Linked DNA regions of Mus musculus: regions 1 and 2 are each linked to region 3. The links are chromatin loops, found by intact Hi-C in ENCODE. Cell type or tissue: left cerebral cortex. All regions are shown on one strand. Region 1 has its middle 14 kb from the start of AA414768. Region 2 holds the start of AA414768 (expressed sequence AA414768). Region 3 holds the start of 5730405O15Rik (RIKEN cDNA 5730405O15 gene).

Region 1 (8,000 bases), 88 kb before region 3:
CACTTGAGCTGCAGCTGACACCTCTGGAATGAGGCAGATGCTGTGGAGGTGGGCACACCTGCAGGGGTGTGGGGCCACAAACCCAGCTTCTGGGTTAAGAGCAGTCCAGTATAGCTGACAGCTGTGATTAGAAAGATCAGAGCTGTGGAGACGGAGAGTTGGCTCAGTAGGTAAAGTGCCTGCCAAGTAAGCACAAAATCTTGAGTTTGGATCTCATGTACCCACCCACGTTGCGGTGTGTGTGTGGGGGCAATCTTGGGAGACTCACTGGCTGGCCAGTCTCGTGAAAACTGAGAGCCACAGGTTCAGTGAGAGGCCCTGTCAAAAACTAAGGTGGAGAGAAATTAAGGAAGATACCTGACAACAATCTCTGGCCTCCACACATGCCAATGTATATTCATACATACATACACATACATACACACACACACACACACACAGAGAGAGAGAGAGAGAGAGAGAGAGAGAAACAGAGAGAGACAGAGAGAGACAGACAGATAGATAGACAGACAGACAGACCAACAGACAGACAGAAGTGAACATAGTGTCCCTAAGGGCACTTGTACATCTGCTACAAGTCCAGGCATAGACAGTGCTTAGACACCCAGGGGACAATAGGCAACGGGTAACAGTTACTTGTCTGTAGAATGCTCTTGGCAATACTAAGGCAAGATCCAGAGCCACAGAAAACGTTCAGAAGTAGATGGGTTGTCAAGGCAGACTCTTAAGTATCTGAAGCAAGTATAAGAGCAAGAGAGAGAGTCAAAAGTAGAAGTGTGGCTAACAATGTGCAGAACTGTGACTCCAGCTACAGAGACAAAATTTTCTAGATTGAGATACCATAAGCTGCAAGAATCTCAGTTCTGAGTCCCAGCATGTGGAGAAATATTCCACCCAAATGCAGTGTGTATGTCCTAAAGCATAGAACGTCTGAATCACAGATAAATGGGCATCACCTGGTACTTGAAGTAGAGGGACAAGACCTTCAAGGCAAGGGATGGGCCCTGCTGTGATGTTTGCAGCTCAGAAGTTGTCATGAGCCAGGGCCTCCATCCTTCCTTCTCAATGTGTTCTTTTCGATTATTGTTTACATGTATTTGTTTATTGTTTGTTTGTTTAGTGTGTGTTTGCAAGCTTTGTGTGTGTGTGTGTGTGTGCGTGTGTGTGCGTGTGTGAATGCTATGGTGCTCAGGCAGAAGTCAGAAGCTCACAGAGTTGGTTCTCTCTTTCCACCAAGTGAGTGGAGGGCTAAGGCTTGGCAGTAAGTGCCTTTGCTCCCTGAACCATCTCTCTGGCCCTGAATGCATAGCCCCGACTGTTCCCTTGTTCTACTCCTACCACAAGCCTTTGGGGTAGGGAGGAAGGAAAGAAGGAAGGGCAGGAGGGAGGGAGGGAGGGAGGGAGGGAGGGAGGGAGGGAGGGAGGGAGGGAGGGAGGGAGGGCAGGGAGGGAGGGGGAGGGAGGGAGGGAGGGAGGAAGGAAGGAAGGAAGGAAGGAAGGAAGGAAGGAAGGAAGGAAGGAAGGGGTGAGTAGAAGATTGAGAGAGAGACTGATCAGACCAAGCCACCAAACCAATCAGACCTACTACATCCTGAGCTGTGATCAGGGCCCCACCCAAACCACCTAGCCAGCTTTTCCTTCTCCATCCCACGCTCTTGGCCTCTGAAATTCACTGAGAGAGGATTCGAGAGCACTTTGAATAGCCTCTACTTTGAACAGAAAAACTCCCCTCCCCTTGATTTCCCTGTTCCCCTTCAAATGACACAGTCCATGTCTATTTTGGTCCATTTCCTGTTAAAATCACTTCCTTTTTCTCTTTCTCTTCTAGTTCCTTATTCATCTTTTCCCCTAGGCTCTTGTATTTGCTGCCTCTGCCGGGTTTTCTTTCTTCCTGAGTTTGAACTTGGCTTGCTTTCCCCACCGCACCTCTCACAATGGGACTCAGGTCTCTTCTCTTGCACACTCATTTCTACAGCTCGTTATCCCCATGGCCCTTTCCTTACCCTTGCTTCCTTTCCAATTTTGTTTTCATTTTAATCCTTCATTACCCAGCTTTTCCTGGCAAATGTCCCGACCCAAACTGCATACTTTAAGAAGTCTTTTCTCTTTCCTTTCTCTCTGGCTTTCAAAAAGTCTACCTCAGGGACCTGTGCTATATCATTCACTATTGAAATAACAAATGCTTCATTTATTACTTTGAATATGTGGTGTTTTTGGCCAGTGGAGCTCCCACCCAGGTTGTCTGTCTTGAAAAACTTTCTTTTGGGAAACACTGTGGAAGGATCAGATGAACCTCTTCAATACTTTCTTTGAACTATTTCTGCACATTAGTTGCAGAATTTCGGCTGTGTCACTGCACATTTGGAGCAAGACTTCTGATGAGGTGCTCACTGCCTCACACAGCCTCCTCAGAAGGATTTTGTTCAAGTGCAACCACATTTATTAAGATACCCCAGCTCGCGGCTGGAGAGATGGCTCAGTGGTTACAGCACTGGCTGCTCTTCCAGAGAACCTGGATTCAATTTCCAGCACCCATGTGGCAACTCCAGTTCCAAGGGATCTGATGCCCTCACACAGACATATGTGTAAGCAAAGCAACAATGCACATACAATAAGAATAAATCATTTTTAAAAAGAAAAGATGTGCAAAGTGATTAAGCTGCTAGCATATCAAGTTGGGGAGCCGGATCACTTTGAGGGGTTTGTTTGTAGGATATTTCTTTGCAGAGAATTTTGTTTGGATCTCAAAAGTCTTTTGACGGTGCCATATGGGGAAGTCACTTAAAATTGCTCAGTCTCTCCAAATTGTCCTAAGTGAGGAGTTCCAAAGTGCATTACTGGTGTTCCAAGAGAAAAATACCATAAGGCAGCAACAAAGTGCTTTGGGACTCTTGAACATTTCACCACCCTGGGTCTAGCCAACTCTCTTCAGTCCTCCCAACCCCTTTTGGATGGGGACAGGCACAAAAAGGGAGGACAGATGAGCTTGAGGATGGGAGCTGCTCCTTGTCAGCTGGGTAGGACAAGAACGAGGAGGGCAGGGGCAAGATAGGAGCTGCTACACTGTCTGCCCTCCCAGGCCTTTCCCAGGCACGCCATTATTTTGGTCATCTGAGACCCTCTGGGGGCTGCATGGTCCTTTTTGCTCAAGGTACTAAAAGGCCAACGGAGCAGTGAGTGGTAGAGAGGACATAGGCTGCAGTGACTGACAATATACAGTTGGGATGGATACGATTGCAGCTAATAGATGTCCTGGGAATGTGGCACATGTAAGTAATCCCAGCATTCAGGAGGCCAAGGCGGGAGGATCAACCTGGCTATAGTAAAGTCCTATTCCAATAAACAACAAATAAAACAACAGCAACAAAGAAATGAAAAATACACATTTGGAAGGCATATGACTAGAGTTGGATACTTGGCTCTTCTGTGTGATAGCGCCTTGACTGGGAAAATCTCCGTACCTTCGTTTCCTCCTTTATATTTTGGGAACAAGGTTATGGAGAGTGAGCAGGTTAATGCTTTGTAAGGGTCTGCTTGGCACAGTGCCTAGCACACATGAAGCTCTGAGCAGGACTAGTAACTCAGTTCTCATGCTTTTAATGTCATACACTCTTCCTTGGAAATAATTGGGGAAGCTGTAACGAAGGTTGTTTGAAAAGACAGCCTTCTTGTCTCCAGAGCATAAAAGATATGGTTACATGGGAATATAAAATGTAAACATCAAAAATAAAATGATTTAGAGAGACACCAGGCAGACTGTCAGAGCCACGCTGTTGGCAAGCCTTCTCATCGTGAAACAATACCTCACTGATGGTTATGCTGTTTTTATAATAACTGAAAGGAAGGACAGATGAAGGTTAGGGAGAAAGGGAGGAAGGAAGGGAGGGGAAGGAGACAAATCAGAAGGGAAGGCAGAGAGAAAAGAAAACCCTTGGAGATAATTTACTTATTTTTGCGTTAGGGATAAAATCCCAGGCCTCACACGTGTTTGGCAAATACTCTACCACTGAGCTATATCCACTACCCCACCTTCCCCTCAAAACAATATAGAATTAAGGGCTGGCTAGATGGCTCAATGAGAGGGTAAAGGTGCTTGCTGGTAAGTCTGACTACTTGCTGTTAATTACCCAGAACTCAGGGTGAAAGGAAGAAAACTGACCCCTGACCTACACACACACACACACACACACACACACACACACACACACACACCACACCACACCACACCACACATTGTGTGTACACATACAATATCGATATATAAAAACTAATTGGAAAAAAAATACGGATTCAAGATATTAAGGGGGGAAACTGAACATGGTGACTCATTATATTCGTAATCTTAGCACTCAGGAGAGAGAGGCAGAAAGATCAGGAGATTAAGGTCATTCACAGCCTGGACTGAAAATGTCCATCGGGGGTGGGGGGGTGGAGGAAAGGAGGGAGGGAGAGGGAGGGAGGGAGGAAGAAAGTGAGAGGTGAGTGGAGGAGGAAGAGGGAGGGAGACACACACACACACACACACAGAGAGAGAGAGAGAGAGAGAGAGAGAGAGAGAGAGAGCGCTCGAGCAGGAGAGAGGAAGGGAGGAAGGGAGGATGTTTACTGAGCACCTATATAAATTTGGACAGTGTATGGCTGCACCAATGTATGTGTTCTTTCTATGTGGTATGGACCCCCTTTTACCATAGACTGGGGTCTCTGTTTCCTTCTCTGGAATTTGGGCAGAGGCTTCCAAGGCCTCCTGTCCGTGCGTACAGTAAAATGATGCTCACTTCTTCCAAGGCTAGGTCAGGAGACAGATTCTTCTGGGATCTCTCCCAGAATACTTGTTCTTGGACTCAGCCCCCGCTCTGCCTGGGCCACATGAGAAGGCCACAGGGACATGTAGGAGGGCTGGCTGCCAGCCAGCATCAACCACCAGCTGTGTGGGTGACTGAGCCCTTCTGATGGTTCCAGCTCCTGCCTGCTAGTTTGTCCCAGGGAAGCCCAGGCATTGTGAAGTTGAAATAAGATGTCTCTAAGGGTCCCTGTTTGACCTTGGCCCATGGAAACCATCATGCACAGTAAAATTATCATTGCTTCATGCCGCTCAGAGTCCAAATCACTTGGAGATTTTTTGTTTTAAAGATTTGTTTATTTTTTTTAAGATTTATTTATTATTATATCTAAGTATACTGTAGCTGTCTTCAGACATACCAGGAGAGGGTGTCAGATCTCTTATGGATGGTTGTGAGCCACCATGTGGTTGCTGGGATTTGAACTCAGTACCTTCAGAAGGACAGTCAGTGCTCTTAACCGCTGAGCCATCTCTCCAGCCCCCATTGTTTATTTATTATATGTAAGTACACTGCAGCTGTCTTCAGACACCCCAGAAGATGGCATCAGATCTCATTACAGATGGTTGTGAGCCACCATGTGGTTGCTGGGACTTGAACTCAGGACCTTCGGAAGTAACCGCTGAGCCATCTCTCCAGCCCTTCACTTGGAGATTCTATAGACACAAAGATTGTGGGTTCGAGAAAAGAAAGACGCTGGAACTCTCCCATGGCAATTTGCATTTGAACCCTTAGAATCCATAGCACAAAATATTGAAATCTCCCCTTTAATGAGCATTCAGACTTCTCAAATATTTTCATATGAGCTGTGAGCCAAACGGACAGTTTCTGGACAAGTGCTATGAAAACCTTCTAGCGCTCCGGGGCTCCCAAGAACCCTGAGCAAATAAAGATTCTCAACTTCCGAGTAATCAGAGAGGGGTCTGGTGTGTGGGGCCCACAGGAAGGCTGACCAGCCATGCTTTGCGCTTTTGCGCTGCCGCTTAGTTAGCTACCAATGCATGTACGGAATGTAACATGGCAAGTGGATCTGTGTGAGTCCAGCCTAGTCTACAAAATGGGTTCCAGGTCAAAAAAGAAAAGAAAGGTAAGAAAATAGCCAGACTTGGCAACATGTTCCTAGAGTTCCAGCACTCAAGAGACTGAGGTTTGAGAATCCTGAGGCTGAAGCTAGCCTGGGCTACAGCATGAGATCCTATCTCAAACAAATGAAGAGAAAATACCATTTAAAAACCGAGAGAAGACACCAGTGATTCTATTTATCCCAATAAAAATATACAAGTAATTCATATTTACTTCTTCTTAGACATACTAAAAAGTAACTCAAAGTTAATTTTAAACTCTACCATAATCCTATCATCTAGAGATGTAGAAATATCCACTCAGAATATGTTGCTGAATACTTTTTAATGTGTTTTAGATTTATTTTAAATTATGCATATGCATGTGGGGATGAACACATGACAGGTGCCCTCAGAGGTCAGAGGCATTAGACACCCCTGGAGCTGGAATTCCCTGGAGCATGAACCCCCCTGATGTGGGTGCTGAGAACTGAACTTGGGTCTTCTGCAAGAACAGTATACATAGTATACATTCTTCTTAACTCCCGAGTCATCTCTTCATCTCCCTGATTTTATTTTTAAAATCTTAACATTTATTTATTTATTTACTTATTTATTTGTTGGGGGGTGGTGGAATGCAGACTGTGGCACAAGTTGAGAAGCCAGAGGGGAACCCATGGGAGTTGGTTCCTTTCTTCTACCGTGTGGATTCTAGGTACTTAATTCATGTGCTGAGGCCTAGAGGCAAGAGCCCTTGGTTGCTGAGTCATCTCATAGGCCCTGCTCAGTTACTTTTTCATTGACAAATAACATTCACATGTTTTTATGGAACTTAATGTAACTTTAGGAGGCATGTATATATATTGTGGAAGAAGCAAATCAGACTCATTAACATATCTAGACCTCACACACTCCTGCCACTACTTTATGGGAAGAAATACACACTGAGGTGAATTGGAATCACCCTGCTGGCAAACATAACCCAAGTGTCACATTCAACTCACTGTTGCCCATGTTGACACCTTTCCATGTCAGCAACTGTAACTCTACCTTATTATTCCAACAGTCACAAAGGAACACATTGACCCCGTGTACTACAGTTAGTTTAGTTTGATTTCTTGTTCTTGGAGATCAAATTGATTCTCCTTCCAGCTTTCTGTGTCAGTCTTGCACTGGACACATATCTAAATAGACATAACTAATTATTTCTTTTTAAAAAATTCCTAGAAGTGGGATTTCAAGACCAAAAGGGTTTTTGTTGTTGTTCTTGTTTGTTTGTTTGTTTGTTTTGAGATGGAGTTTTACTATATAATTGTCTTAAGCCACTGTTCTATTACTGTGAAGAGATACCCATGACCACAGCAACTCTTAAAAGGGAAGACATTTAACTGAGGCTGGCTTACTGTTCAGATGTTTAGTCCGTTATCATAGTGGGAAGTATGGCAGCATCCAGGCACAGATGGTGCTGGTACAGGAGTGAGGGTTTTACATCTTCATCCATAGGTAGCAGGAAGAAGAGAAGCTCTGGACGTAGAGTGGGCTCCCCCTCCACCTGCCTCAGAGACAGGGTTTCTCTGTGTAGCCCTGGCTGTCCTGCAATTTACTCTGTAGACCAGGCTGGCCTTCAACTCACAGAGATCTGCCTATTGCTTCCAGAGTGCTAGGATTAAAGGTACTACACTGCCCAGCTGAAATGAGACGCCAACACCCACCCTCAGTGACACGTCCTCCAATAAGGTCATAATTCCTAATCTTTTTAGATATACCACTCCCTGGTGACCAAGTATTCAAATTTATGAGCCTATGATGGCCATTCTTATGTAACTTTGGCTGGCCTGGAACTTACTATGTACACTAGGGTGGCCTGAAACTCAAAGAGATTCACCTGCCTCAGCTTTCTGAATGCTAGGATGGAAGGTGTGTGCTACTATGTATACTTCTATATGGAGAACCTGTTGTACACTATAAACTTTGCAATTGTTTTTCTAAGGTTGTTTGTTGTTCGTTCAGTGATTTTTTTCCCTCCATATAGACAGTACCTTCATGTTCAGTGATAATAGCATTAGAGAGCCTAGAGAGATGGCTCACTCTGTGTGTGTGT
Region 2 (8,000 bases), 100 kb before region 3:
TATATAATGAGTTCCAGGGCTACAGAGAGAAACCCTGTCTCAAACAAACAACAAACAAACAAACCAAAACAAATCAAACCCAACCCAACCCCACAGAGTGTATAGAGAAGGGTATCACCATTGATGTGCACTGACAGGTAAATGTATAGGTACACTTGCAAACACCACATGCACACACAAATCAAAGAGCAGAAAACAAACAAAAAGTTCAGTTCATTCATTTACAGCAGCATCAAAAAGAATAACCTCTGTAAGGATTAAGTTAATAAAGAAGAGAAGAGATTTCTACACTGAAAGCTATACAATATGGCTGACAGGAATTCAAAATACATCACATGGGAAGGCCTCCAGAAGGCATGGGCTAGGAGACTTAATCTTGCTACTCTATCTACACTGCTCAAAGCAGAATCCAGCTTCAATACAGTCTCTACAAAGACCCAAGTGACTTTCCCCCCTAGAGATAGAAAGGGAAGTATTAAATTACTATGTAACTGTAAAGGATCGCTAACATTAAAAGCAACAGTGAACAAGAAGAACACGTGTAGATGCTTCTCTATTTCAAAATCTACTACAAAGCTACAGTGAGCAGAAGTGTATGGTATTGGCATAAAGACATGCATGCAGAATGGAACAGAAGGAACCGAGAAATAGATATATGCATGGGCATATATGGTCAAGTGATCCTTGATAACGGTACCAAAATTTCATGATTAGGAAAAGATCATTACTCCATCAAATGCTGTGTGGGAAACTGGCTATTCACAGATGTCCTGGTTGGTCATGGTGTTATATCACAGTCATAGAGACTGTAGCTAGGACAACAGGCAAAAAGAATAAATTTGACATTTGTCTTATATCATATACAAATGCCAACTTAAAGTAGGTTAAAGGCATGGACACGAGTTCTAAAATAGTAAATACTCATAGAAGATTGGGGGAAAATCTTTACAACACAATTGTAACAAAATGATTTCTTGCACACAAACAACAAAGCCAAAATCAGACACGGAAAATTACAACAGACTAAGAAACTCCTGGTCAGAATAGTCATCCGTATGAAAAAGCAGCCAGTAGAATTTGAGAAAATCTTCAAACTTTACAGCTGATTTAAAAAAAAAACTTTTTAAAATATTCCAGACTGGCAAGATAGCTCAGTGGGCAGAACCATTTGCTGTCAGCCTGGCAGTCTGAGTTTGAAAGGATACCGCCAAGTTCTGACCTCCCCACATGACCCTTACCCAAAATAAACACATAACAATTTGACATTAATATCTTGGTTGGGTGGTGGTGGCACATGCCTTTAATCCGAGCACTCAGGAGGCAGAGGCAGGTGGATTTCTGAGCTGGAGGCCAGCCTGGTCTACAGAGTGAGTTCCAGGACAGCCAGGGCTACACAGAGAAACCCTGTCTCGGAAAAGAAAGAAAGAAAGAAAGAAAGAAAAGAAAAGGAAAGGAAAGGAAAGGAAAGGAAAGGAAAGAAAAGAAAAGAAAAGAAAAGAAAAGAAAAGAAAAGAAAAGAAAAGAAAAGAAAAGAAAAGAAAAACCAACCAAACAAAAAAGGTTAATATCTTGGCCTGGAGAGATGGCTCAGCAGTTAAGAGGACCTGAGTTCAATTCCCAGCATCCACATGGCAGTTCACAACCCAGTCCTAGGGGATTTGACAGTTTCTTCTGGCCCCCACACGTACTGCACTCACTTGATTCACACACATACATACGTGCAGGCAAAATACCCACACACAGAAATGAAAAATAAAGATTGTCTTAGTCAGGGTTTCTATTCCTGCACAAACATCATGACCAAGAAGTAAGTTGGGGAGGAAAGGGTGTATTTGGCTTACACTTTCCATACTGCTGTTCATCACCAAAGGAAGTCAGGACTGGAACTCAAGCAGGTCAGGAAGCAGGAGCTGATGCAGAGGCCATGGAGGGGTGTTCCTTACTGGCTTGCTTCCCCTGGCTTGCTCAGCCTGCTCTCTTATAGAACCAAGACTACCAGCCCAGAGATGGTCCCACCCACAAGGGGCCTTTCCCCCTTGATCACTAATTGAGAAAATGCCTTACAGCTGGATCTCATGGAGGCATTTTCCCAACTGAAGCTCCCTTCTCAGTGATATTCCAGCCTGCGTCAAGTTGACACACAAAATCAGCTAGTAGAAAGATGAAAAATCTTAAGTTAATATTACAAAATATTAACAACTCAATAGCAAAACAAAACAAAAACCTGATTTTAAAATGGACAAAGAAGCTGGAGCAGTGGTGGCACACGCCTTTAATCCCAGCCCTTGGGAGGCAGAGGCAGTCGGATTTCTGAGTTCGAGGCCAGCCTGGTCTACAGAGTGAGTTCCAGGACAGCCAGAGCTATACAGAGAAACCCTGTCTCGAAAAACCAGAAAAAAACCCAAACCAAAACAATAAAATGGACAAAGGAGTCGACAGGCATTTCTCATGAGAAGTGCTGAGACTCTTGTGAAACCGCTCATCTTCACTAAACTATGAGCAAACCGCAGATGAAAACCACCAAGAGGTATCTTGTCACACCTCACCGGGGGCATGATAAAAATAAATAAGTAAATAATAAAAGAAAAAAATGACTAGTGATAACAAAGATGTGGAGAAATTGGGCCCTTGCTGGGCTGGAAGTAGCTGTGAAGTTTCCTTTAAAAAAATCTATGTACAGGCCAGGCAGTGGTGGTGCACACCTTTAATCCCAGCACTTGGGAGGCAGAGGCAGGAGGATTTCTGAGTTCGAGGCCAGCCTGGTCTACAGTGTGAGTTCCAGGACAGCCAAGGCTACACAGAGAAACAATGTCTTGAAAACCAAACAAATCTATGCACAACCTAAAGCCTTCTGAGTCCACCAAGCCTGCTTGTGCTTATTAGAAGCAAAAGCAGGAGCTCTCTCCTCTCTTTCTCCTCACTCTCTGTCTGTCTGTCTGTCTGTCTCCCCCCCCCCCCCACTCACTTACTCACTCACACACTCTCTCCTCTCTATCTCCCCAACTCAGTGTCTGTGTTTTGTATGTGCAAGATAACCTCCCAGTCTGCCTCTCATACAGCACTGGGATTACAGGCATGCCTTAGGCTAGGCCACGCTTTTTATACAAGCGCTGAAGATTTGAACTTCTCATGCTTGAGCATCGAGTGATACTTATTTGCTGAGCCATCTTTCAGCTCTGAAATCAGTGACCCATGTTCACTGTAGCAGTATTCAAGATAGCCACGATATGGAAGCAACTAAAATGACTGTTGAAATGAATCGAGAAAACAACCGACCGGGAATGTAGCTCAGGTTGTAGAATGCTTGCCTACATGCTCCAAGCCCTGGGTTCCATCTTTAGCCTTTAGCACTACACAAACTAGCTGTGGTGGTGCATTCCTGTAGTTCCCACCATCCAGGAGGTGAGGGTAGAAATATCAGAAGTTCACATTTCTTTTAAAATCAGCTTGGGGCCATAGCTTGCACGCCTAGAATGCTTGTGGCCTTGGCTTCCTTTCCCAGGAGGCCATAAACTGGGTGTGGTGGCGCTGTGAAATCAGCACTGGGTGAGGAGGGAGGTAGAGGCTGGAGGTTCAGGCGTTCAAGGCCATCTTTGGCTACACAGAGTTCAAGACCAGCCCCCATTATTCAAGACTATGTTTCAAAACAAAATTAAAAAAAAAAAAGAACAAAAGGTTCCGTTATGCAAGATGAAAAGGCCCTGTAGATCATTGTGCGACACAGTGCTTAGACTTATGACTGAGGCGGCCACGCTCTGCGGGTCGCGGAGGCGGGCAGAGGCGGAGCCGCAGGAGCCCGGCCCGGCGGCCCCAGGGGCGGTGGCAGCCCAGCAGGCGTCTCGCGGGGCCTCTTTGCTTCCACACTCGTCTCAGAGGACCCAAAAGGAAGGATGTCGTCGGGGCTTAAGGCCGAGCTGGAGTTCCTAGCGTCCATCTTCGACCAGGACCACGAGCGGCTGCGCATCGTGAGCTGGCAGCTGGATGAGCTGCAGTGTCAGTTCCTGGTGCCGCCGGCGCCCGCGGGCAGCCCGCCCTCGCCGCCGCTCACCCTGCACTGCTCCATCACCGAGTCCTACCCATCTTCGCCGCCGATATGGTTCGTGGACTCTGACGATCCAGATCTCACATCGATCCTGGAACGACTGGAAGATTCGAAGCCCAACAGTTCGCTTCGTCAGCAGCTCAAGTGGCTGATCTGTGAACTCTGCAGCTTATATAACCTGCCTGAGCACCTGGATATGGAGATGCTGGACCAGCCGGTCCCCATGGCTCAGAAGGCGACCATCGAAGAGGTGCCTTCAGAAGATGAAGGTGAAGATGCAGCTGACGGGGTGGAAGACTTGGACCATTATGAGCTGAAAGAAGGAGGAGGAGGAGGAGGAGGAGGAGGAGGAGAAGAAGAAGAAGAAGAAGAGGCTAGTAGCGAGAAAAAGTCAGAGGATGAAGGGCTTGAGAAAGAGCATTTGGCAATATTAGAGAATATCAAGAAGAGCCAAAGGCAAGAGCATTTGAATGGTACCGTGTCTGGCTCGGTGCATGCTTCAAACAGACTTATGAAAGAACTCAGAGATATATACAGATCGCAGAGCTACAAATCGGGGACTTATTCCGTGGAACTGATAAACGACAGCTTATATGACTGGCACGTTAAACTGAGGAAGGTTGACCCCGATAGTCCCTTGTACGGTGACCTTCAGCTCTTGAATGAAAAAGAAGGCATTGACTATATTTTGCTTAACTTCTCTTTCAAAGATAACTTTCCGTTTGATCCTCCATTTGTTCGCGTCGAGTTGCCTATTCTCTCTGGAGGGTATGTTTTGGGTGGAGGGGCGTTGTGTATGGAACTGCTCACCAAACAGGGCTGGAGCAGCGCCTACTCCATTGAATCAGTCATCATGCAGATCAATGCCACCTTAGTCAAAGGCAAGGCCAGGGTGCGCTTTGGAGCAGATAAGAATCAATATAATCTAGAAACAGCCCAACAGTCCTATGACTCCGTCGTGCAGATGCATGAGAAAAAGGGCTGGTTCACTCCTCCAAAGGAAGATGGGTAAATAGTAGACTGTGGTGTATTTGGAACAAGGTAGCTTTAAAGACACAAACAAGCTTTGCATATCTTTGTAACAGTAGTGCGGAAGATATTAGCTAATTGGTGTTTTAGTGGATAAACTGTCAACTGACCACCAGTAGAAGTCCCAACCTTTTCATTTTGCTTACTGTGGGGGTCTTGGGCTGAACTGTGAGCCTTTACTGTGGTTTTCCCTGATAAATAATCATAGTGTCCATTTTTTTGTCATCATCTGTTTTCCTTGATTCCGTGAAATGTGTTAAGTAGGCCAGTCAGTTGTGACTTTATAATTTTTGTTTATTGGGCTATTGGGGGAGGGGGGATAATGAGTATTTACAAACATTTGTTCCATTTAGTGCCAATAAAAGTTTTGCCAGTGTCCAATCCTGGCTTAAAAGAGTTTTTTGGTCTCTGTGTGTTGTTTGTGTGATGCTGCGGATGGAACCCAGGGCCTCCTGCGTGCTACACGACCTATCCCATTGAGTTGCGTTCCCAGTTGAATGGTTATGTCTTCTCAACTACAGTCTTTTAGGGTGTAAAGCCATTTGATTGCCTAAATAATGATAAGAACTTTGCTCATGAATTAATAACATTTTTATGGCCAGATTTATGCTATGAACTATTTCCTAAGGCTGGACTCTTGAAACTGAGTTATACTGTACTTGGGCAAAGCAATCAAGGCTTGTTAGCACTCATTTGCACTGGTCGTGCTTAGCAAACTCTTTCTCCGCTTCCTCTGCCCCTTCTTTGAGACAGGGTTTCAGTTACCCGAGGTTGGCCAGGAGCTCTGGATCCTTCTGCCTCTATGTCCCAGGTACTGATGAGTTTGTTTCTTGTTGGTTCGATATTTTTTATGAAGCAGAGCCACAGTCTATAGCTTTGGGTTAGTTGTGAAACACTGCCATTCTTCCTTTCCATTTTACTAACCGGATGCTGCAATTTGTTGTAGACTGATAAACTTTATGAATTGCTCAGCAGAAGTTACATATTTAAGTTCCACGAGTACTTAATTTGGAGACTTCTATTTTTTTTTCTACTGTCATAACAATGAATGACTGTGCATCAAAGAACTAATAGGAACTTTGTATGTGTCAACTCCTTTATAGGGTGTGACTTTATAGGGTGTGAATCAGTGTACTTTCCATTTTCTTACCTCACCCAGTTGTGTCCCCTTAAGTTGGTAATGGTTGGATTTAATCGTGTATATGAATGTGTGTGGAGTGGGGTATATGCACTCGAGTGCAGATGTCTTCAGGGGCTGGAAGGCATCAAACCAAATTTGGGTCTTCTGCAAGACTAGTATGCATTTAATGGCTGAGCCATCTCTCCAGCCCCTCTACTTTGTTATTTTTGAGACAGAATCATTCATGGAACCTGGAGATCACCAGTGGTCTAGGCTTGGCTAGCCAGTGAGTCCCAGTTCTTGGATTATAGAGCTTCCCAGTTACAACTTCAAAGCTCTGGGATTACAGGCAAGTGCCAGGACATCCAGCTTCTCGTGTGGGTACTGGAGATGTACACGCAGGTCCTGGGACTTATGCAGCAAGCACTTTACCCAGGGCACCATTCCCCTCCCCTACAACTGCTTTAACATTCACATATCAACTACATTAACCATACCCAAGAGACATGGCTCTTGTGCATTATTGTATATGTTCAAATTTTTAAAATTCTATTTTGGTTACAAGGGCAGGCAATCACGATTTGTGGGCCAGGCCTAGTGGCCCAGATTTGTAATCCCAATTACTCAGGATCTTGAGGCAGGAGGCTTGATAGTTCAAGGCCTGCCTGAGCAATTGTTACCATTCAGCCCGGGTTAAGATACCATCTCAAAATTAAAAGTTGTAAACAAGACAAAAGAAAAAATAATTTTTAAAAAGAGTAAGAATTAGAAGTGAAAAGGGGCATGTGTATAGGGGGAACTAGGAACGTAGCTCAGTGGTATAACCAGTGCGTAGCATTCACAAGTCCCTAGGTTTCAGTCCCACCAGGACCCCCACACCCCCCCCCCGCACCCCATTTCATTTTTCTGGCATTCTCCCTCACTTGGTTACATTTACACAGCATTTTGGCCAGTTCTGGTAAACTGTGACAAGGCAGAATCATCTAAAGCGTTACAATTCCCTAACCATTCAAGTTCCTCGAGCCGATAGCCAAATCTTGAACACACTACCGAATTCTGCCACACCCTAATTGATATCTGAACATTGATAGCTTTAGTTCCCTTTGTCATCGAAGATGTATTGAGTAGTACATGGTAAGCTTTATAAAACTGAATCGAATGTACAAACAATCATGAAAACGACTGGGGCTAGAGAGCTGGCTCAGCAGTTAAGAGCATTGTCCTGCTCTTGCAGAGGACTTGAGCTTGCTCCTAGCATCCACCACAGGCAGCCCACAACTGCTGGCCACCCTGTGCCTCTGACCTCTGAGCACTGCATTCACAAATCCACACTGAGACACACATGCATACACACAGTTACAAATAAAAATGAAATAGTTTAAAGACAGCTGTTGTTGCTGTTATTATTATTAGACTTTTTAGAGACAGGGTTTCTCTATGTAACCCTGGCTGTCCTGGAACTCTTGCTCTGTAGATCAAGTTGGCCTTGAACTCAAAGATCCACTTCTCTGTGCCTCCCATTAAAGATAGTTATTAATACTGTACCATACATTTAAATAATAAGAATAAAAACTCAGATAATGTACTTTCAGGAACTTGCTAGGAAGGCCAGGTTGGCCTCAAACACATGGAAATCCACATGTCTTATGGCTTCCAAATACGGGATTAAAGATCCTTACCTGCCCCCCCCCCCCCCCACTTTTGACACAGGGTCTTAGCAGGTCTGGAACTCTCTAGACAAGCTTGGCCTCAAATTCACAAAGATCTGTCTGCCTCTGCCTCTGCCTCTGCCTCTGCCTCTGCCTCTGC
Region 3 (8,000 bases):
TTATTATGTAAGCAGCAAGCCAAAGCAAAAGAATAAATAGCAAGTGATAGACAGATGCATTGATAGATACAGAATATTGCCAACCCAGGTACTCAAAACCTGCACCAGTCAGCTAGAGTTCCAGATACAGAGATTCCTGGGCAGAGTAGAGTATCTCCTTGGGTGAGGCTTCCAAGCGAAAGAAGTAATAGCAACATAGAGATAACATCATCAAATCAGGTGCTCACAACATCCATCACAAACCAACTGGGGAAGCGGGGACAGTTGCTTAGCATTCCTAATTGAGCTGTGCTTTCCCTCCATTCTGAGGTTCCCACGGCAGAGCTTCTGGCCTGTCTTTCCCACTGCAGGCAATTTTCTATCATAAACAACAACAACTTCTGTAGGAAACATTTTGCCTTGTAGCTATTGTCAAGGACATGATGTTTTTACTCCTGGGCTGTTTTGCTGTTCTCTCCCCTTCCTGTCACAGAGCAGATAGCCTGTGCTCAGACAATCAGCTTTGGAGGACACTGAGATAAAATAAACACGCTTGGGTCTGAAATGGGCCATGGGGGACGCTTCCAGCACAAGCTTCTCTGTGAGCACACAAACCCCGTGACAATTTACCAATAGATTGTACATTACACAAAGTTTCCAAATTTGATTTTGGAACTCCCGTAAAGCCACCAATCTAAACTGCACAATGAATAACAACATAAAACACAGAGAGAATTGCCACACCAAGACACAGCCAGGTCCAGTTGCCGAAAACCAGCGATACAGAAAACCTGAAAAGGTGCAAGGGAAGACAAGAATATAAACTAAAAGTGACCAAAGCTAAAAGTCACTGTAGACTTCTCTAACTGTGAAATTTATTATAAGGAGTTCTTTAATGAGCTGAAACAGAGGGAAATGTGTCTTCTTACAATTTTCTCCTTAGAAAACATAGCCTTTAAAAACATGGGAGTGTGGGGTTGGGGAGACAGCTCAGTGGGTAAAGTGCTTGTTGCCCAACTCAGACCTAAGTTTAGATCCCTTGCACCCAGGTAAAAACCTTCAAAGCTGGGTTTAACCAGTTTGCAACCTCAGGGATGAGGGGTGGAGACAAATCCAGAAGACTCACTAACATCCAAGCAGCAAGCTCATGCTTGTGTGAGACACTGCCTCAAAAATCAAGGAGGCATAGGTCTCTAGCCTCAGTGGAGACAGGAGGACTTCTGTGAGTTTGAGGTCAGCCTGGCTTACATAGTGATGTTCTAGGCCAGCCAGGGCTACATAGTGAGAGACTTTCTTTAATCAATCAATGAAATCGGATAAACAAGGTAAAGAAGTGATTGGTGAAGAAATTCTAATTTTAACCTCTGGTCTCTTCACATGCCCACTTGGTATGCACACCAATACTCAGTACATACCACACACAAATACACACAAGTCCAATTGTGGAGCTGGAACTAAAGCAGATGGGCAAGGCCTCAACCCTACACAAAGAACTACAGGTAACTAAGAAATGCTGAGAACAGGAGAAATAGTCTTCCCCACTTCCCCAAGGAAAAGCATGACAGTTGGTTATTCAATACCAAATGGTCAGCCATGAAAGCATACATACAAATAAGTAACATTATACAGACTGAGCTACTACACACATACACACACACACACACACACACACATACACACACACACACACACACGAGACAGGGTTTCCTCTGTGTAGCCCTGGCTGTCCTGGAACTCACTCTGTAGACCAGGCTGGCCTCCAACTCAGAAATCCGCCTGCCTCTGCCTCCCAAGTGCTGGGGTTAAAGGCGTGCGCCACCACTGCAGGGCACATTACCAACAATTAAAGAAAAGAAGGACATGAATTTGAAAGAGAGCAGCAATGGGAGGGTGGAGTTGAAAGGAGGAAAGGGAAGAGGAGAAGGATTAATTATATTATAATCTCAAAAAAAAAATAAATAAAAAGCTAGAATAAGAACATATTAAACCTGGAGTGAAGTTGCCAACTGAAAGCAACTAAATAGAAAATGGGGGCTGATGGTTCAGTGGGGCAATGGCACAAGCCTGATGCCCTGAATTCAGTCCCTGAAGCCCATGTGACGGTGGAAGGAGGGAGCTGACTCCACACAGTTATCTTCCACACATGCTCCAAGGCATGTGTGCGCTCCCCACACATCATATATACACAATAATAAACAATAGAATATGGACAAATAATACAAAGATCAATAAACCTAATGCTGGCTCTTTGAAACTATTCATAAAATGGATAACCCTCTAGGTAGACTGATCAAGGAGAAAAGTAAAGAAGAGAAACACAATTGCTATTGAGAATAAAGGAGGACATATCATATAGATGATGGAGATTATACATGTGTGTGTGTGCTTTGTTATGTGTGTGTATCAATGCGTGAGAAAAAGTAATTGTAACTATATCCATAAGAAAAGGCTGGAAAATTGTGGATCTGATCTTAAATTGAACAGACAGACATACCTGCCCTTACGCAACAAGCAACCTTATGATTTTTAAGATTTTTCTGATTCAGATCACTAGCTCTTTGAGAAGGCATTTGTCACAAAATTCCAGCACATAATATCAAAACTATGCAAAGCTCTAGTGGGTTGCTACCATGAGTCATCACAACACAGTCTGGAAAGAGCTGGCAAAGACTGCCTTGTATTTTTATATGAAAGGATATGTTTATTTCAGAAACGCGGGACTGCTAAACAATTTGAAAATAAAGGATATTCACTACATTCACAATACAGAATGGCCTTAAAAGATGACTTTCATAAAATTCATTTAAAGGATATGATACACCCATTCATGATTAGAAAAATCATTTGAAAGCTCCAATTGAGAGATGGGCTTCCCTTAGATGACACAAGAATGGTAGAGAAAACATCAAAAGCTTTGAAAACAAAATCAGAGAAGCTCATGAGCACTGGAATGTAGTTCCTAGCCAGCTGATGAGGCAAGAAAATATGATTAGCCATACTCCAGGAGTATGGGGAACTGAGGAACATCTGTGTGGAAACTCATGTATGTTAAAAAGTTGACAAGGAGTGGGGAAACATGGACTGGAAAACTTTATATTGCAAAAATATCAATTTCCCATGAATCTGCTATGTTTGGTCATTTCTATATTATGTCTTTAAAATGAGGTGGCTGCATTAGTCTTTTGTATTGGTTTAGTCTTGTTTTGAGACTGTCTCTACCTCTTTATATAACCATTGCTGGTCTGAAACTCCCTATATAGATCAGGCTGGCCTCTAATTTGTAGTGATCCTCCTGCCTCTGCCTATTGAGTTTTGGGTTACAGATGTGAGGCATTACACACACACGAAATTTTTTTTCTGAAACTGATTTTAATATTTGATGGTAATAGTGCCACTATTGGAGGTATTAAGATGCTTTGGTGTCAAACTAATTAAAATGGCATTTGGAATAATGAATGGCTTGTCTTGTACTGGCCACCTTTTATTTTTTTAATTTATTTATTATAGCCCTGGCTGTCCTGGAACTCACTTTGTAGACCAGGCTGGCCTCGAACTCAGAAATCTGCCTGCCTCTGCCTCCTGAGTGCTGGGATTAAAGGTGTGTACAACCAATGAATGCCTGGTCATTTTTCTTGTTTTTAAAAAAAAAACTTTTTTAGATTTATTTTTGGGTGAGGGCACACACACCATGGTATGAATGTGGAAGTCAGAGGATAACTTGTGGGAGTCTCCTTCCACCATGTGGGTTTGTGGGATCCAATTCAGGTTTTCTGACTTGGCAGCAAGTGCCTTTTCTTGCTAAGCCATCTTATTTTTCCTGTTTTCTTTTTCTTTCGCTTTCCTTTCCATTTTTTTTTTAAATCTTCTTTTTTTTTAATTTATTTTATTTTTATTATATGTAAGTACACTGTAGCTGTCTTCAGACACTCCAGAAGAGGGAGTCAGATCTCATTAAGGATGGTTGTGAGCCACCATGTGGTTGCTGGGATTTGAACTCAGGACCTTCGGAAGAGCAGTTGGGTGCTCTTACCCACTGAGCCATCTCTCCAGCCCCTCCTTTCCATTTTTTAAAAAAATATTTATTTATTATTATACATAAGTACACTGTAGCTGTCTTCAGACACACCAGAAGAGGGCATCAGATCTCATTACAGATGGTTGTGAGCCACCATGTGGTCCTGGGATTTGAATTCAGGACCTTTGGAAGAGCAGTCAGTGTTCTTGCCTGCTGAGCCATCTCGCCAGCTCCCTGTTTTCAAAAGTATAAAAATTACAAATAACTATATGGAAAGCCTTTAGGGGTTTTCTTCTGGGAGATCAAGGTTTGGAGGAGACAGAAACATAGGGCCAATAGGTCATAGCAGGTGCTCTTCCACCAGATTTGGGGCTCATCTCCTAGCAGGAAGGATCCAGATAGCCTGTCCTGTCCTAAATGGCATAGCATGAACGGGCAGTAGTTGATCGCTTCCAGGGCTCAGTTCACATTTTCTTCTGAGTGGCTCAAAGAGCGAAGATGCCTGCTAAAATGGGTCTTTATATCTAGAAGGGAGAGTTTGCCAAGAGTGCCTGACTTGGAACAGGGCAGAGCTCCAAATGTATTGAGTTTGCCTCTAGCTCTTGCCAAAGTTGTATCAGGCTCTTTTCAAAGCCATTTCATTCCATTTCACCAGCACTGTAGGTCACACACACACACAGTGGTACTTTGGGCTTTTGTAATCAGAAAACAGAAATGCCATGCTGCCCCAGCAGGGATCCCTTACGGTGCTGAAGTCAGATGAGCCTCGCCTTGGCAGAGAGCCCCTTCTGGTGTGGTGGAGGATTGAAGAAGAGCCTTCCTTGAGTCCTAGTGTAAACAGCCCTGCTGGGAATCAATTAGCCAATGCACAGCTCTGTGGAAGAGCCTGGTGGGTTCTTCTTCCTTTCCACATTTCCAGTGCACCCCAAAGCATAGGATCAACTGTGTTCTAGGTGACAAAAGGGTTACCTCTGACCCCCTCACCTCCATCACCCTCTCATTTGCTCCTTCACCTGCCTTCCTCCTGTGTTTCTTGTAGATATTTTGTAATTTCCTGCTTATTTCAGCTATAGCGTTCCTTGTATATATTTTGATATTTTGTTTGTTTATTCTTTTGTTTCAGATAGGGTTTCATGTAGCCCAGGTTGGCCTTAAACTCCTAAAGTAGCCCAGGATGACCTTGAGTGCCTGAGCCTTCTGCCTCTACTTCCTGAGTTGTGGGATTACAGAGATATAGCACAATTCCAAGAATGTTTTTCTTGTTCTTATTCTCATTCTTGCTCTCCCTGTTTATCTCTCCTTTCCTGCCTCCCTCTCTACCTCCCCCTCCCCATCTCTCAAGAAATGGACATTTCTCCTAAACTCTCAGGCTCAAGTCATTCTCCTGCTGCAGCTTTGAGTAGCTGCGACTACAGATTCATGTCATTATGTCCTGCTGCGTATGTCTTTGCCTGGTGCCTTTTTTTAATTAGATATTTTCTTTATTTGCATTTCAAATGTTATCCCCTTTCCTAGTTTCCCCTCTGAAAGTCCCCATCCCCTCCCCCTTCCCCCTGCTCTCCAATCCTCCCACTCCCATTCCTGGTCCTGGGTGCCTGGTACTTTCAATGTCTAAGCATTCCATTATCCATACACAGGTTTGTCTATTGGAGTCTCCATTTTAACGGTTTGAATAAAGTGTAGAAATCTTACCTCTTTTAGTAACTTAACACTCTCCCATTTATAATGTAATTATGTTAATGATTTCCTCCATACATTAAGAACTACAAAAGCCTGTGCTGTAACTATTGCTTTAACTGTTAAACATGATTTTAAAAGGCCAAGATGAGGAAACATTGTCTACTGTATTTATCTTCCCTTTTACTCTGTCATTCTTCCTTCCTTCCTGATAGCCAAGACTTCTCTGTCATTTATGTTTATCAAGATTATCATGGTTCTTATTTGCTACGCTGGGAAATCAAACCCAGGGTCCCTCCTCTCTCAGACTGTTAAGTGTGGCATATGAGACCCACCATGCCTGACTAAATTTCTCTTCAGCACTTGAGAAACATGGCAGTTTTCTTCCACTGTTTTTGCTTTCTCCTATTTTTTCTCTTTAGAGAACATGTTTTCCTCTGGGTGCTTAGGTTAGTTTCTATTAACTTTCAGAAGCTTGGCTCTGATAAACCACAGGTTTTTGTTGTTGTTTATCCTGCTTAAAAATTTCTCAGGTTTGCCCTACAGTGGTGGTGAATATGTTCAATCCCCGCACTTGAGGCGGAGGCAGGCTGGATTTCTGTGAGTTCGAGGCCAGCCTGGTCTACAAACAAGAGCGAGTTCCAGGACAGCCAGAGCTACAGAAAAACTATGTCCCAAAAAACAACAGACACACATATTCTGCATCTATATGTTTATGCCTTTTGGGCAAATTTCAGAACATTTTAGGCATTCATTCTTTGATTACTACTTTAATTTCATCTTTCTCTCTTGAAACTCTTATGATCAAAAACTTAGATTTTTAATATATTATCTTCCATGTCCCTGAAGGGCTATTCTTTTTTTCCAGTCTACTTTCTTTCCTTGCTTAAATAGAGTAAATTCTATTCTAATCGGATCAATTCTGATTTTCCCCCTAGACTTTTAGATTCTGCTATTGAGTCTAATTTTTTTTTTTGCCTGTAAGCTATTGTAATTTTCAGTTCAAAAAATTTTGAGTTTTGAGACTTTCCTCCCCATTTGTTTCAAACAAACATGCTTACAAAAAAGGGCTACAAATGACAGCTGTTTTTAAATCCTTGCCAGTTGATTCTAACAATCCTGTCACCTTAGTGAATTGTCGTTTCCCACTCAAGCTGAGAATTCCCCGATTCTCAGTATGGAGAGTATGTTTCAAAAACTGACGTTATATTAGTTAAATACTATGTTTCAGCAAGTCTCTCCTACGCAGCTCAAACTAACCAGCTACAGGCAAGGAAGGGTTAAGTTCCAGATTCCGAGAGCCGCGTTTGCTGACGTGTGCGCACGCGCACGCTCGCACCTGCGCCTGCGCTCCTGGACTACGTGTGACTGCCTGGCGGGGCGGGGCTGGCGGGGCAGGGCGGGGTGGGACAGGATGCTGGCTCCATTCTAGGCCGCTAACCGCCAGTCGCCTTGCGCTCTGTGGCGCCTCCACATTGCCTCCAGTAATCTGGCGGTAGCTAGGAACTCGTCAGCGCTGCAAGGGGGGTGAAAGTTCAGACCCCTGGCTGGGTGACGTCGGCGGAGGGGGCGGGACGCCTCGGATCTTCTTGGAGGAGGGGAAAGTCCGGGCTGTTTCAGCAGAGCCAAGGAATGGGAGGCGCCCTAGCCTCCCCGCAGGCCACAGCGCTGGGACTCCTGCCTTCCCTGCTATCTCCCTGAGGCAAGGGGTGTGTGGGAATGTCTCTTTACTGTTAGAAGGCTCGAGCTTTTCCTGCTTAAGGGTGGGGCCACACAGACTTTTGAGATTTTTTTACCCCCTTGTAGTGTTTGGCTGAAATGGAGCTGTCATTGTGCAGAAGTTTTCTGTCTAGATAGAAAAATCAGACTTTTCTTGCAGGGTGGGATTTTTGTTTATTTTGTTTTTCATTTCTCTCTCTGTGCCTGCTCTTTCTGGGGTGCTGGCTTCTCCAAAACCAGTTTGGAAGGTATGGAAACCCACGGTCATGTGTTCATCAGGTCCGGTAGCCCTCAATAGCTCTGCTTTTCACCTCCACCTTATTTTATATCGAAATTAGGCATTTTGGGTGTTCTTAGTGGTACTGGGGAAAGTGCATTTTACTCCATTTTTCTAGAAGCCCAGGGCCTAACAGTATTTTTTTTCATACGTCATCACAACCATGAAAGGATGTGTGCGGGCTTGGTAGGCCTTTTCAACTGAATGGGAATCCATAAATGAATAGGTCAATAGGAAGACATTTTAGAAAATCAGGTTCTTGGTTGGTTTTTTATTTTATTTTATTTCATTTTTTTTTGTCTTTAAAAAAATTTTGAAAAGATATATCCCTGC

The links. Hi-C counts contacts between places; a loop is a spot of excess contacts. Peaks named below come from ENCODE experiments on the same cell type or tissue, not always from the same donor. Only the 100,000 strongest peaks of a DNase experiment are listed, where the experiment ranks them.
Region 1: it touches region 3 in a loop (2.2-fold over the local background); 4 of 42 quality-filtered maps call a loop at or near these places.
Region 2: a loop joins it to region 3, with 2.0 times the contacts of the local background. A loop is called at or near these places in 5 of 42 quality-filtered maps.

The regions. Positions count from the first base shown.
Region 1 is chrX:12,946,535-12,954,534 of GRCm38, forward strand. No RefSeq gene overlaps it. Among named protein-coding and RNA genes, the nearest start is that of AA414768, 14 kb to the left of the region's middle. In left cerebral cortex, no CTCF peak of the experiment used is centred here; DNase peaks (open chromatin) are centred at 233 and 4,897.
Region 2 is chrX:12,933,075-12,941,074 of GRCm38, forward strand. It overlaps AA414768 (expressed sequence AA414768), which reads left to right and starts at 3,799. Exons shown (of 1, transcript NM_001272033.1): 1 at 3,799-5,467. The coding sequence starts at 3,891. The coding sequence ends at 5,054. In left cerebral cortex, no CTCF peak of the experiment used is centred here; DNase peaks (open chromatin) are centred at 3,985 and 4,456; H3K4me3 peaks cover 734 bases; H3K27ac peaks cover 528 bases.
Region 3 is chrX:13,034,730-13,042,729 of GRCm38, forward strand. It overlaps 5730405O15Rik (RIKEN cDNA 5730405O15 gene), which reads left to right and starts at 7,286. Exons shown (of 3, transcript NR_038158.1): 1 at 7,286-7,380. In left cerebral cortex, CTCF peaks have their summits at 4,753 and 7,165; DNase peaks (open chromatin) are centred at 2,621, 4,622 and 7,141; H3K4me3 peaks cover 1,307 bases; H3K27ac peaks cover 1,167 bases.